2 separate regions of the Homo sapiens genome follow, and region 2 is linked to region 1. A link is an interaction called in ENCODE POLR2A ChIA-PET data of the cell type or tissue named here. Cell type or tissue: GM12878. All regions are shown on one strand. Links, peaks and the distances in the headings refer to the core of each region. The heading gives the core; the rest is flanking DNA.

Evidence for each region. ChIA-PET counts read pairs that join two places held together with the same protein. Peaks named below come from ENCODE experiments on the same cell type or tissue, not always from the same donor. Only the 100,000 strongest peaks of a DNase experiment are listed, where the experiment ranks them.
Region 2: POLR2A ChIA-PET joins it to region 1 with 6 read pairs; 2 of 35 experiments call an interaction of 5 or more read pairs at or near these places.

The regions. Positions count from the first base shown.
Region 1 is chr13:27,483,226-27,491,276 of GRCh38, forward strand. It overlaps the pseudogene RNU6-63P. Among named protein-coding and RNA genes, the nearest start is that of MTIF3, 37 kb to the left of the region's middle. RefSeq lists an enhancer at 1-66. In GM12878, for the core only: no CTCF peak of the experiment used is centred there; no DNase peak of the experiment used is centred there.
Region 2 is chr13:27,156,572-27,164,622 of GRCh38, forward strand. The region is part of intron 1 of USP12 (ubiquitin specific peptidase 12); the gene reads right to left. It overlaps USP12-AS1 (USP12 antisense RNA 1), which reads left to right. Exons shown (of 3, transcript NR_046547.1): 2 at 6,289-6,352. Among named protein-coding and RNA genes, the nearest start is that of USP12, 11 kb to the right of the region's middle. In GM12878, for the core only: no CTCF peak of the experiment used is centred there; no DNase peak of the experiment used is centred there; H3K4me3 peaks cover 1,178 bases; H3K27ac peaks cover 1,821 bases.

The sequences.
Region 1 (8,051 bases), core at 1,571-5,570:
TGCTGCCTTGTGAAGAGTGTGCTTGCTTCCCCTTCCGCCATGATTATAAGTTTCCCAAGGCCTTGCCAGCTTGCAGAACTGTGAGTCAATTAAACCTCTTTCCTTTATAAATTGCCCAGTCTCAGGGAAGTTCTTTATAGCAGTGTGAAAACGGACTAATACAGCACATCAAGCAACACTACTGTTTCTCCTTTTTCACACAGGAAAAGAAGAGGAGGGCTCCTCTGAGACCTCATTGGATGCATTTCCCAGCTTAGCCCAAGTGTGGGCTGCTCATGGGGTGTTGTGAGGGTGCGGGGATGGTTTGAAGGGCAAACGTGTCAGTGCGCTTCCGGGACCCCTCTCCAAGCCAGGCACCCAAACGCAGGACCGGGGACTCAGTCTACTCATGAGGACGAAGCTCAGCTTGGAAACCCAGATGCTCCACCTCCTCAGAACTCCTTCCAGCGATGCGGGGACAAGGTGATGCAGCCCCCTTCCCGTTGTCTGAACTTCAGCAGGTGCAGAGTGAGCACTTTGGTTGGAAATTCTTGACTGCGAGCTGTCTCCTGGGCTTCCCTCACAGGGGCCCCACAGTGCCCCAACCCTCCAGCAGGTGCCTGGACCCACTGCCATGCTGTTTCACTTGCCAAAATCAGGGGAATTCCTTTTCCTGGCTGGGCCTTTTCTTCTTTCCCAGTGAGCTGGGAGGTGAAAATTTTAGGACTCTATGAACAGAGACCAGTCAAGGCTCCTTATGGTTTTGTCCTTACTGCCCTTGATTTTCAGTCCAAAACCATTTTCAAGGACAACCTGCCATGACCTCCACTGGCTCAGCGTTCTGCCTGAAGGAGAGCTGCCTTCAGCAGCAGATCTCAGTTGCCCACCTTTTGGAGGTGGACCAAGGGGTCTTGCCTGCAACCAAATGACAACCTCAAAGTGGACCAGGTGTTTTCCTTACCTCATTTATAACCTGGGGTGTAAATGATTGGCAGTGGAAGGTCAAGCCGTAACTCCTGTGATGAATTGGGGCAGGTTAAATGGACTGATCTGTTTCTGTTCATCCATAGTAACATCATGCAGCCGCCCAGCAACATATTTGAACAAGAGTTTTGCAATCATCACACGCAAAATCTTTCTGTTGGAAAAAGGCACGCATATACCTTGGTAGAATATATTTGTTAATTGCTATTTGTTAGCTTCATCTTTTCTTCAAAATAGAGGAGAAATTATTACTTTGATAATGGGTAGAGGGGTTTCAGGCTTAAAAAGAGGAAATTTCCAAGGATATTAAGAATAAACACAGCAGCCAGGCGTGGTGGCTCAGGCCTGTAATCCCAGCACTTTGGGAGGCCGAGGTGGGCAGAACACGAGGTCAGGAGATCGAGACCGCCTGGCTAACCCGGTGAAGCCCCGTCTCTACTAAAAATACAAAAATTAGCCGGGTGTGGTGGCGGGTGCCTGTAGTCCCAGCTACTCCGGAGGCTGAGGCAGGAGAATGGCCTGAACATGGGAGGTGGAGCTTGCAGTGAGCCGAGATCGCACCACTGCACTCCAGCCTGGGCGACAAAGCGAGACTTTGTCAAAAAAAAAAAATAATAATAATAATAAACACAGCAGGGCAAAAACTGCTGTCTGCCATCTGCAGCCACACATGATGCTGGTTATTGAGGAGAGTGTGTCCATCTGGAATCAGATGCAATTGCTGAGGGAACTGCTGATGCTTGTATACCATGGCATGTGATACATGGAAGCAGACAATAACAACACAGAATCACTGGATATTTGTGGAGAATCAGCACCTCGAAGGAAAGAAAGTATTTCAAGCAATCAATATAAATACCTATCCCTACATATTATAGAGTTATTTCAGGAAACAAGAAATAAGACAATTATAAGTAGTATTCTTAGAAATATCCAGGCATGGCCTGGCGCAGTGGCTCAGGCCGGTAATCTCAGCACTTTGGGAGGCTGAGGCAGGCAGATCACTTGAGGCCGGGGGTTCGAGACCGGCCTGGCCAACATGGAGAAACACAGTCTCTACTGAAAATACAAAAATTAGCCAGTCATGGTGGTGCACACCTGTAGTCCCAGCTACTTGGGAGGCTGAGGCAGGAGGATCACTTGAACCTGGGAGGTGGAGGTTGCAGTGAGCAGAGATTGTGCCACTGCACTCCAGCCTGGGCAATAGAGGGAGACTCTCTCTGTGTGTGTGTGTGTGTGTGTGTGTGTGTGTGTGTGTGTATAGTTTTTGGATATGTATATATCCAAGCAGATATTCCTTCAATAAAGCAAGAGCAGACTTGGAAAAGAGCAATTAGATAAGAAAGAAGCGTATTTTAGAAATTAAAAATTCCAATGGAAACAAAAGATGATATACCCATACAATGAAATACTACTGAGGAATAAAAAGGGAAAAAATTACTGATACACTCTACGGCATGGATAAACCTCAAAAGCATTATGTTGAGCTAAGGAAGCCAGTTGCAGAAAGTGCATGCTATATGGTTTCTTTCATATAAAACTCGAACACAAGCGAAATTAATTGATGATATTAGAAATCGTTCGTGATTTCTGGGGAGGGGTCATGAATTGACCAGAAGGAGATGAAAAAACTTTCTGGGGTCATGGAAGTGTTTTACATCTTGACTGAATGGCTATACGGGTTATATGTATGCATTCATTACAACTGACTGTGCACTTAAAATTTGTGCATTCTATTGTATGAATATTATACAGGAATTTAAGAAAGGTGGCAAAGACTAATATGAATGGACTCCACTCTCAAAAACAACAGCAGCAACAACAAAACGCCTTTATATATACTCTGACTTATAGTAATTCAGCTGAAAACTGAATTAGTGAATTAGAGGAAAAGGTGATGGAAGTCATGAGAGATGGTGAAATATAAATGCAGTGTCACCATCACTTGTATAATAGGAATTTCATGATGAGAGAATAGAAGGAAAAAAATCACTGAGAATATGTAATAAATTGTTTCCTGAGTGGAGAAAAAGAGGCCGTTGAATGCCAAGTAGGAATTCTCAGAAAACTACCTCCAGTCTGGGCAACACAGCAAGGCTTCATTTCTATTAAAAAAAAAAATAGCCGGATGTGGTGGCACACACCTGTAATCTCAGCTACTCAGGAAGCTGAGGTGGGAGGATCGCTTGAGCCCAGGATAAGCCCGCAGTGAGCTGTGATAGTGCCACTGCACTCCAGCCTGGGTGAATGTATAATGTATGCTTTCGTCAATAGTGCACAAGAGGTAAGACTCTGTTTCAAAAAAAAAGAAAAAGAAAAAGAAAGAAAAGAGAGACAGAAAAAAAGAAAAACTACCTAAACATAGTCTGATGAAATTTCTCAAGCCTATGGTTAAAGGGAAAAATTTATAAGCTTCATGACAGGAAAAAAAAATACCGTCATAGAAAAGAGAATCAAACTTTTAACTTACAAACCAAATGCTAGAAGATTGTGAAACCACATTCCTAGGGTTTCCTCTTGGAAAAGATTGTTAGTAGCATTCCATACCCACTCAACTTATCTATCCTGTGTCAGGGTAAAGGAAGGCAGTCAGTATCCTATATACCTCCTCTGCTAAAAACAAAACAACAGTAAGAAACCTCAAGGCCGGGCGCGGTGGCTCACGCCTGTAATCCCAGCACTTTGGGAGGCCCAGGCGGGCGGATCACGAGGTCAGGAGATTGAGACTACCCTGGCTAACAAGGTGAAACCTCGTCTTTACTAAAAATACAAAAAAATTAGCCGAGCGTGGTAGCGGGCACCTGTGGTCCCAGCTACTTGGGAGGCTGAGGCAGGAGAATGGCATGAACCCAGGAGGCAGAGCTTGCAGTGAGCTGAGATCACGCCACTGCACTCCAACCTGGGCGACAGAGTGAGACTCCGTCTCAAAAAAAAAAAAAAAAGAAAAAAAAATTTCAAAACACCAAAATAGGGCAGGCGCAATGGCTCACATCTGTAATCCCAGCACTTTGGGAGGCTGAGGTGGACAGATCACGAGGTCAGGAGTTTGAGACCAGGCTGGCCAACATAGTGAAGCCCCATCTCTACTAAAAATACAAAAAAATTAGCTGGGCCGGGTGGCGTGAGCCTGTAATCCCAGATACTTGGGGGGCTGAGGCAGGAGAATTACTTGAACCCGGGAGGCAGAGGTTGCTGTCTGAGCCGAGATTGCATCACTGCACTCCAGCCCAGGCAACAGTGGTAGACTCTGGATCAAAAAAAAAAAAAAAAAAAAGGAAAGCATCAAAATAAATAATTCAGAAAAGATGAAGACAAAAAACAGTAATAAACAATAAGACCTGTAAAGTTTAAGTAATTGTTGGTAACACGGCTGTTTAGTACATTTTAAAGCTTTTTTTTTTTTTTTTTTTTTTCTGGAGACGGAGTCTCACTCTGTCGCTCAGGCTGGAGTGCGGTGGTGCAATCTCAGCTCACTGCAACCTCTGCCTCTCAGGTTCAAGCGATTCTCCTGCCTCAGCCTCCAGAGTAGCTGGGGTCACAGGCATGCGCCACCAAGCCCAGCTAATTTTTTTGTGTTTTCAGTAGAGACGGGGTTTCACCATGTTGCCCAGGCTGGTCTTGAACTCCTGACCTCAAGTGATCCACCTGCCTTGGTCTCCCAAAGTGATGAAATTACAGGCGTGAGCCACTGTACCCGGCCTTTAAAGCTTTCTTAAAGTAGAAGAGGCATCATGTAAAAAAAATAATAACATCAATCTAAACATCTGGACGATTTCAGCAGAGCTGGAAATACCCAGCAGGGGAGGCAGAGAGGAATTAGAAGTATGTGAATCACCCTTTTTTAAATCGAGGGAGTTATTTATATTGTTTAATTCTTGACACTGATGAAAAATACATTTTCAGATATGTCTTTTAGAATTGAAACAGGATTTTTAAAATGTTTCATTTCCCACTTTAGCAGCACATACACTAAAATTGGAATGACACAGAGCACGGCCCCTGAACAAGGATAACATGCAAGTTTGTGAAGTGTTCCATATTTTTGATGACTGGATAAAGAAAATCTGGTATATTTACTCCATGGAATATTATTCAGCCATAAAAAGCATGAAATCCTGTCATTTGTGGCAACATGAATGGAACTAGAGGACATTCTGTTAAGAGAAATAAGCCAGGAACAGAAAGTTAAACACCACATGGGATTCATTAGATTCTTACAAGGAGTGTGCAGTTCACAGTAAAGTTTGTGCTCCTATGAGACTCTAATGCTGCCAATGATCTGATAGGAGGCAGAGCTCAGGCTGTAATGCTTGCTGGCCCGCAGCCTGCCTCTGGCTGTGTGGGCCAGTTCCTAACAGGTCACGGACTGGTACAGGGATCCCTGCTCTAGAACAGTTGTATAATGTACACTTTCATCAATAGTGCACAATAACCATTTCATTGTAACTGCAGCAATACTGCATATTTTAATTTTAAAAAATTAGCGGCCGGGTGCGGTGGCTCATGCCTGTAATCCCAGCACTTTGGGAGGACGAGTCGGGCAGATCATGAGGTCAGGAAATGGAGACCATCCTGGCTAACACGGCTAACAAAACAAAACAAAACAAAAATTAGCCAATTTGTTAAAATTAAGAGTATTTAGGGGTAGCACTTCATTAATGTTGAAGTCTAACATTTTTTCTATATACTTATTTTTGTCAATTATAATTCCATTTATTTGAAACTGTAGAACATATATGGAATTGGGGGAGATTGTTTTTATTTTTGCTATTTATATAACTTGTGTAAGTTGCTTTGTAAGTCTTTTACTCATTTTTCTAAGAGACTTAATATTTTTCTTGTGGATTTTCGTAAACTTTTCACATATTAAAGACATTAATTCCTTATCCTATTTCCTTCAAATATTTTCCCAGTTTTTCATTTGCCTTTCAGTAGTGCCCTTTGACATATTCAGAATGATTCAATTTGGTCTTAAAATTTATTTGTGCTTAGATAAGTTCTTATGCATCTAAAAATCAGATATGCATATTTACTGGTTTTTGTTTGTTTATATTTTACTCTATATTCCATGTGAAATTTTAACCTATATGATGAAATGGGAATTTAACTTTATTTCCCCAAATAAGTAATAATTTGTACAACACCGATACAGTCCTGAACTCGAATCCTGGCCCAGAGATGAATTCTTGCTTGACCTTGGACACGTTACTTAATCTCTTTAAACATTGCTTTTATCATCTGTAAAATGGAGATAATAACACCTACTTTGTAGAGTTATAATAATTAAATAATATAATAAATGCAAAATTCCTAACAAGTATCCTGTTTAATAACTGTGAAGAGCCTGAGATTTTACCCTACTTGCCAGCTGACAAGTTAGCCTGCCAGTTTCACAGATGCTGGCAGAAGACCCAAGACTCCTGGATCAGAAACAAAGGACTTTATTATTATCTAATGCACAGCAGGCAGCAAGAGCATCACCATATGTGCATCAGTTCTCCTTGACTGAAGTCCCATGGTGGTGAAAGGATGAGCCCAGATAATTACCTAAACATGAAGTGGGTTGCATTATAGGAGAGGAACTCTGAGTTTAGCTTATCCAAATCTTCTAAAGCGTTCAGTAAGCATGCCTGCCCTTTGCTCTGTGGGAGCACCTCTATTTTCCAAGGCTGTTTGCTAAATGAACAGCCATAAAAAGATAATCTAAAACAAAGGAGAGTTAGTCCCCCACAAGACTTGCAGAAAAGTGAAAGACCCATGGAGAATTGTCTCCCAACACCTGCATGTTCAATAAATGGAATTGTGTTTGTTATTATCTACTAAATTATTGTATACATCTGTCTTTGGGCTTTCTATTCTCTTTTATTTTATTGGCACTATGTTTATGTAATCTTATGTTCCATGAGAAAAATCTATGTTAATTTAAAAAAATTACTTTTATATAAAAGCTGAACAGATGATGAATTTAAATAACGTCATATATAGCAAAGTTAAACAACTTTGCTATATATGGTTTCGGTTATGGTAGAAAAATTGGTTCACATGGAAATCATCCCCCACTTCCTTTTGTGCTCTAAATACATAACAATGATAGACAAAACATCTTTAGCAACATGTGAAAGACATAACTATCTCAAAAACAAGATAAACATATCTGGGAACCACAGTCAGGATAGAAACGTGAAGGCATTATTACATAAAACCACAAGCCTCCTGGGCTCCAGATCCAGAAGCAGGCAAAACTGGCCACAGGGCTGCCACAGTACACTACTATAGGGGCAGCATTCATATTGCTGGGTTTTTTAAAAAAATATTTTTATTTTTCTCTTTAGAAAAAAAAGGACAGACACATTGTTATCTATGTGAATGGCCTCTCCTGGAGCACAGCTCCATTGGAGGGAGGGAACCAGTTTCATTCATAAAGCAGCCTAGAAAACAGTGTGACAAAGTTGAGAATGCTGCTGATCCGGACTGTGTTGGTATGGAGCTGCATGTATGCTGGAGTGAACATTTGTCATTTGTGGCTGCTTAATATTTTGACCACTGCCATGGTTTGAATGATGCCTCCAAAACTCATATTGAAATGTAATTGCCATTGTGATGGTATTAAGAGGTGATTAGTCATGCAGGCTGTGCTGTCAGGAATGGAGCAATGGTATTGCCATGGGAGTGGGTTTGTTACTGCGAGAGTTGGACCCCTTTCCCTCTCAGTCTTGCTTGCTCTGGCCTCTTGCCATGTGATACCTTCCATGTTATGATGCAGCAAGAAGACCCTCACCAGACGTGGCCCCTTGGTTTTCGCCTTCCCAGCCTCCATAGCCATGAGCCAAAGAAATATTTTTTTATTATAAATTACCCAATCTGTATTCTTGTTATACCTGCAGAAAAACAGACCAAGACAACCACCTTGCCCTCATTGTGGTAATTCTCCATATTGAGTCTTGCCTTCCCATAGCAGAAGCCAGAAAATGTGCATTCCAGGAGTTCCTTGAAACTAGGCTCCAGGCATGGGACCTTGTCTCGGCCAATCAGGTGTATCCCCATGAGACGCGGACTTGGGTGAGCAAGGTGTCAGAGACTGATTGTGT
Region 2 (8,051 bases), core at 2,197-6,196, 330 kb before region 1:
CTTTGGGAAGCCAAGACAGGCGGATCACCTGAGGTCAGAAGTTTGAGACCAGCCTGGCCAACATGGTGAAACCCCATCTCTACTAAACAAAATACAAAAATTAGCTGGGCATGGTGGCAGGCACCTGTAATCCCAGGTACTCAGGAGGCTAAGGCAGGAAGAATTGCTTGAACCTGGGAGGTGGAGGTTGCAGTGAGCCGAAATCACACCACTGCACTCCAGCCTGGGCGACAGAGCAAGATTCCGTCTCAAAAAAACAAAAGAGAGAGAGAGAAAAAATGATTTTATGGTTGTCTTTAGGGGGAAGAAGCATCTACACCTACATTAGTAACAGCATGATCCGGCGGCAAAAGCACTAGACTAAATACGGAGAGGTCTCAGGCAGAATCCTAAAATCAAATCACTGGAGTCTGAAATAATCTATTTGTTAATTTCCTTACCTGTAAAACAGACTACTCCTCTCTATGGGTCCATCTCATAGATTTCACAGTTTTTGTTTGGAAAAAATGAACTAATAATAACAAAGTAATCTGAAATGTAAATACTGACATTGGTGAAGTTTCTTCACAGCAGGTATGTTACAAAAATATATTCTGCGTAATAGTTATTTTCACTAATGTGGTAATCATGTTTTGTTGGTTTTTTATTTTCAATAAATTTTCTAGAAAACCACTTCTGATCCCTTTTTGCTTGATAAGTTTTACATACATTAAGCTAAAAAACAGAATGCTGTAGTTGAAATGGACCTAAGATCACAAAGAGGTGTATATAATCCCGTCATTATATAGAGGTGTACATAATTCCCCGTCATTACTTTGGGAAAAAGTGGATGTTCTAGGTATGATCTCTCCCACTTTCCTTTACCCGCTGTATCAGAAGTACTTTTCATTAGCTCATTTTTAGCAAAAATGAGTTCTGTAAGCTACAAATGTGATTTTTAACAACATATACATGCCTTTTTTTAAAAAAAATATAAGTTTATAGAAGATTTTTCCCTAAACCAATATGAACCCAATCAATTTAACAAGTTTGAGGACAAAATTACTGAAACATTAAATCATGTAAGTAATTTTAATCACTTAACCTTATTTCTCTCTTGTTATTTTAATTCACTTCTCACTTCCTCGCCAGGACCTTTGTCCTCTTCATTTTTCTCCAAGTTACCTTTCAAATTCCACCAAGCTTCCCTCCCCACCACTCCCAAAAGCCTTCCTTCTCCAACTGATGCAGGCCTCACTCCAAATACCAGTCTGTCTTCCCTGTACACATCAAAATACAGCTTATCAAGTTTGTATCAGTTTACATTATTATACACAAAGCTGGTCTCCCCAACTAGACTGCAAGCCCTTTGGAACTTAAACAGCTTTGAATCTCTAGGGTCTAGCACATAACCCAACTTAATGAATATTCCTTGACATTAATTGCAATGGACCTGATTGCGCCATTAGTTTTACTGGGTGAACTGTGTTCCCTAATAAAGGTACGTTTAAGTCTTAAGCCCCAATATCTCAGAATATGACCTTATTTTGAAATAGGGTCTTTACAGAAGTAATCAAGTTACAATGAAGTCATTAGGGTGGACCCTAATCCAGTGTGACTGGTGTCTGTGTAGAAAGGGAAAATTCGGACACAGGCATAGAAGGAAGACAAAATGGAGACAGAGACACAGGGAGAATGCCATGTGAAAAGATTGGAATGATGCATCCACTGCCAGAAAACCACCAGTAGCTAGGGTAGAAAATGGAAGAGAGTCTCCTCATAGCCCTCAGAGGGAACCAACCCTGTCGACATCCTGATTCTGGACTTCTAGCCTACAGAATTGTTAGGACGATAAATTTCTGTTACAGGCATGCACCACTTAATGACAGGGATACATTCTGAGAAATTGACTGTTAAGCAATTTCATCATGGTGCGTATGTCATAGAGTGTACTCACGCAAACCTAGATGGTACAGCCCACTACACACTTAGGCTATGTGGTCTAGCCTCTTGCTCCTAGGCCACAAACCTGTACAGCATATGACTGTACTGGATCCTGTAGGTAACTGTAACACAATGGTAAGTATTCATGTCTCTAAACACATCTAAACGTAGAAAAGGTACAGTAACAATACAGTATTATAATCCACACACAGTTTCTGGCACTTTGTTATGGCAGCCCTAGGAAACTAATAAAATTATTGTTTAATAAAATGAAAATGTGCAAACAGTATTATATAACCAAACCTTTCAATATGATAGACATTGAAGATCATGGGAAATTAAAATGCACACAAGAGTTTTGACATGGAATGAAACATGATGACAACCAAAAATATACACTGTTAGGTGAAAAAGCAAATAAACCTGCAGTTTTAAATTTTGGGGGGAGTGGGGGTGACACACACACAATACCTCATGTTTGTATATGCACAGGTAATGTCTGGCAATAAACACACACATATCCCAACTCTTTCTAGCAATTACTTCTTGGGAAAGGGCGGCCCCTCTTCCTTGTAAGAAATGAATTTTTTAAACTCACACAATTTTGCAGTTTTAAAAATAGTAAGTGGTTTGGTTTTTCTTAAACTTCTAAAATTGCAAAATTAAAAGAAACTACCATTTCTAAGGTAATCAGATATCACATTTTTCTTTAAGAGTATATACAGTTAAACCTGAATAATTTAATTCTTTTAAAATCCTCACTCTGGTAGTTCAAAAAACAATGTATCAATTACTAAATTACAAGGGCGTATCTACCACCCCATTTCTAAAAGTTACCATGACATTATATTTCAAAGTCCATATTAAACACAGGCTGTTCCTAAAAATGTCAGGAAGAAAATAAGATTTTTCAAACACCATTCCATTTGCATCAGGCATATAATTCTGGTGTTTTACAAGTGTTCTATCATTAAATTTCATTTCTCAACTAGGCCACACCTATTCAATCCAGCCTTCTCTATCAATATCCAGTAACATTTGCAGAGGGCCTTGTTAACTTGGATGTCAACCAAAAATGTACCCAAATATCCTAACTCTCTTTAACAGTCTGTTCTAGATTTATCATCTATACATTTATCTAAACTCAAACTTTCCTACACCTTTATTTTTTATCATTGTGAGATCTGAATCTGTGAAATGCCTAGCAATAGCATCACCAAGTAGCCACTCAATAAATGTCAGACTCCTATATAAGTTCCTTGGGAAAGCTAAAATTACAGATGTCACATTCAACTTTACAAGTCAGGGAAGATGACCTAAGTCATCATTAACATAAAATGGCAAGAACATCACGGTAGGCTATTAGCACTGAAATGGTATAATAACTACAACCCAGTTTCAGAGATGAAAAGGAAAGAAAGTAGACTATTAAAGCAACTAACATCTGGGATGAAAATGTGTAACAGAAGAGAAGCTTTAAGGACACAAGGAAGTAAAAACCTGAAAGAGCGGAATTGCGAACACTTGGCAGGAGGAGTAACCTGAGCAAAGGCAACTGTGCAGTCTTTAAAGAACGAAAATACCACCTTAAATACATACCATGTGTCAATTATACCTCAGTAAAGCTGGAAAAACTCAATAAAGAAAGAAACTAAACAGAGAACAAAAAAAGGTGACAGATTTCACTTGTATCTTTTTAGTTAAAAAGGGCAACATAATGTCTCCAACTAAGACAATGATACAAATATCCAAGCATTTTTATCTGGCTAAGGCTTGATGTGTATAGTGAGAAAACAACCAGAAGTAAAAGTTGCTTCCTTTTAGTTTTTCATTTGCCAAGTTAAGTGAAGGCCTCTGCTTTAACCAGTCACATGACAATGGCAGGTCCTTGTTCAGCAGGGTCCCCCGTGGAGGAGATATAAGCCTCCTCAAATTGAAAAAAAAAATGCAATAAAAACAAATGAAACTAACCAGTAAACTTTAAAAAAGTGAACTGTCTTTAAAAAAAAAAAAATGCAACACCAGACAATGAAAAGATTCTAATTTGCCTAGCAGAACCAAAAGCACAATATTTTTGGTTTTGTTTTTGGTCCGTTGTATCTAGTTTTTGAGCCTTTGATGTTTCAAATTTGTTCCAAATTTTGTCCACCTTTACATAAAAACCCTGAGCACATCAGTCTGAAGAAATTATCAGCTTTAAACCTCTAGGTCCATCAAACAACAAACAGTGAAACCACTTGATTCCTATTCCTCACCTGTTCTTAAAAGAACCAAAGCATCATGTTTCTTTTTTTTTTTTTTCCCCCTTCAACCTTAAGTTACAGGGTACATGTGCAGGATGTGCAGGTTTGTGACACAGGTAAACGTATCATGGTGGTTTGCTGCACAGCTCAACCCATCTCCCCGGGTTAAGCCCAGCATCCATCAGCTCTTCTTCCTGATGCTCTCCCTCCCGCCATCCTCCCCACAGGCCCCAGTGTGTAGCGTTCCCCTCCACAAAGCGTCATCTTTCAAGGCCGTTAAGTCTGAAACCTTCTAAACATTATATCCCGTTTTGTGGAAAAGAGAATCCCCCTGCTCTATTAAGATATACCTCCTAACGCAAACTTCAAAGTCCCAGCTACTACCCCCAAGGTACCACCTTAACCATCCTGCATATGAGTCTCTTCATTAAGCAAATTAAACAAACAGGGAACCTTTGCAACATCAGCAAAGAAAAATTGTGAAACAATATGCCAGAGAAACAGCAGAAATAATTTCTTCAAAGTTATAACGGCTAGATTTTTGGACTAAGATAATCACATACAAAGCAGAATAAATGTTCATCTACAGAATCTCAAATTATAAATGCATTTTCCATTCCAAAGAACAAAAGCCTTGTATTTTATTGTCTCCTTACCCCTACAACTTAAGTACTTTATGACTTATTTTACTTGTGCCCAGATGGGCTCTAATTTTGAAAGTCTCTTTTCAGGGATCCCTGAAAAACCCAGGTAGACCAATACTGTAGAAATAAAGGCAATTTACTCACTATAATTTTATACCTTTAAAAAAAAATGTTACTAATAGGGAATTGCAGTGTTTACTGCCATCAGAAGTTAACTACAGGCCAGGTGCAGTGGTTCACACGTGTAATTGCAGCATTTTGGGAGGCCAGCTACATCACTTGAGTTTGAGACCAGCCTGGGCAACATGGTGAAACCCTGTCTCTACAAAAAAAATTAATTAAAAAGAAAAAATAGCTGGGCATGGTAGTGTGTGCCTGTAGTCCCAGATACTTGGGAGGCTCAGGCAGGAGGATAGCTTGAGCCCGGGGGGCAGAGGTTTCAATGAGGCGAGACTGCACCACTGCACTCCAGCCTGGGCAACAGAGCAAGGCTCTGTCTCAAAAAATAAAAAAAAATAAAAAAAAATTAAAAAGCCACTCATTAACTGTACATTTTTAACATAGTAAAGATTTTAAGGGTAATCTAAAACTTTGCTTCATGGATCATTAAAATACTCATTTTCAAACTTTGAAATGACTACGCTTTGTCAAAGGTAACTTGTGAGCTCCGTTACAACTCCTACAGTCCACAGTATCTTAATGTGCTTTCCATCCTTTCCTTAAGAGGGCATGGAGTCTTACCAACAATGACCATGTAAGGGTGATGTTGATATGTATTTATAGTACAAAGGACGTTCACATGTGTCATCTCATCTGATCTAATGGGGAAATTATTATTCCATTTCATAACTGAAACCAGTTAAACGGCCTACCCAAGTGAAAATAATTAGTGAGGACTCAAAGTCACACACACACAGATATGCAGCCGAAAAGTCAGGAATAAAAATTCCCCAATCTCTTGTTTGAAAAGGAGTAATTTTGTCTCAACCATCAAACCTGCAACACATTGCCCTGTAGATGTCATAACGAGTTTGCATGTCTAGAAATTTGGACCCCATCCCTAGCTGCTGCAGGGCTGACTTTAAGCTTCCTTTTCCATTTTGTGAAAATGGGGCTAATACTACCTAACCTTTCCTAATTCTGAATGGATCTTCAAGATGACAGATAGAGAAAGACTAATAACAACAACAAAATAAAATTAATGCTTTTGAAATACCTCAAAAAAAATCTATTGTTAATTTTCTTAGTTGTGACAATACTATCGTGTTACTGTTAAAGAGATTGCCCTTTCATTTTAGGTAGGTTTCTTATTGAGCAATATTTTGTTTTTTATCCATTCTGATAGTTCCTTTAATACAATGAAAGTAAGTTTGAACCATTTGGATTATTATGATTAATGAACTAGAAGAGCTTATTTCTTCCACCTGTGTTTTCTGTCATTCTTTTTCATTTTGTTTTTCCTATTTTCCTTCCCTCAGAGTTTGAATGGTAACGTTTAAATGTCTGCTGCTACGGAAGCAAGAAAATTCACTCCCTGTGTGGGTGTGTATTTATCCTTAATTTTTTAACATGTATATACAATCCAAAATTTTCCAATAGTGGTTGTTTAGTTGGCTCTTAAACAAGGAGGCCCTTAACAAGTTTTAACAACCCACTGAACTGTCCTTGTACCCCATCCATCTTGTTTTGTTGTCATTTTCTCTTCTTAAAAAAAATACAAGCAAATTTTGAAAAATCAATGTAATTCAATTTACCAGCATATTTTTACCAACTCCATTGTTTCTTATATCCTCATGACTGTCCTCTGGACTTACATTTCCTCAGGCTAAACACACACTTTAATAATCATTTTAATGTGAATCAATACTTGGTAAACTCCTGGTACTTCTTTAAATATGCCCCCTTCCTACTCTCCAGCCTTACTGTTCACAAGACCCGCTTTCACGCCAAACCACCTACAGAGCCTAAGAGTAACACATTATCTATTTACATCTGGTATCCCATCCCTCCATGTCCACATAATAAAGGCCATTCATTTTGCAAAGTTCAACTCTCTTCTAAGAAGCTTTTTCCTGAAGCCCTCTTCTCTCTCCCAAAACCACCTTCTCTTTCACATATAATTACCATTACTTATACCAATAAGAAAAACATCTCATTGCATGCATTTGTTTTATACGTCCATCCTCTTCTACAATACTGTAAGTAGAGCTGGTTTTCAATCTTCTCATCAGGACACACAGAGAAAATAGTATATGTAAAGCCCACAAGAATACAGACATAGCCAGGTGCAGTGGCTCACACCTGTCATCCCAGCACCTTGGGAGGCCAAGGCAGGAGGATGGTTTAAATGTAGGAGACAGCCTGAGCAATAGAGCAAGACCTGTCTTAAAAAAAAAAAAAAAAAGAAAAAAAAAAAAGAAAAGAAGCTACAGGTAAGACAGGTATGTCTGCTCTCACCAGAAAGGGACTGGCTAAGGGTCTCCTATCAACCCAGATACCTCCAGGCTTCCCAGGGGTCAAGAGGACTACTTCCTCAGCACAACTATAACCCACTCAAGACACACTGAATGGGAAGTTCCATAAGACCAGAGTTTATCACAGTCGTCTTCATGTTCTCAGAACCTACATGCAGCACGATATAATGTAGGTCTCCATGAATCCTTCCTCAAAATACTTTAGAAAAAGCACTCTTTATCCCTACAAAAAGGAAAAAAAAAAAAATCACTAGCATCAGGTAGAGGCTTAGTAGGTCACTAAAATAAAAAGCACTAAAATAAAATCAAAGGCAACAGTACTCTAACTCTACTGAAAGATATTATGATTTAAACCACCCTTTACAAGTAGAGAATGTGTGGATGCTTCCTCTACCCATGAAGCATTTCAGTTAAGAACATCTGTCCATTATCACTGAAATAAACATCTACTTCTTGTTTTCAGTTGGAAATAAATTTTTATTGGTACGTAGCTTTGGACATGTGGCTCACTACAGATAAATAAAGCAAGCTTACACATCTCTTCTTTAGACATAACATACTGTTTAGAAGAAGCTAATGGTCCTTCTGAAAGAGAAGCAGCAGCAAAGCATAAGCCAAGGAACAGAGAGGGCTATACCACCTCACACAGTGGTGCTCTACATTAAATTTCTTATAGTTTACACTATCACAAAAGTCTTCGAGTTTTGCTGTGAGAAAGCAAAGACTTACTAGTTTTTCTTCCTAAATAAATGTATATAAACTGCCAC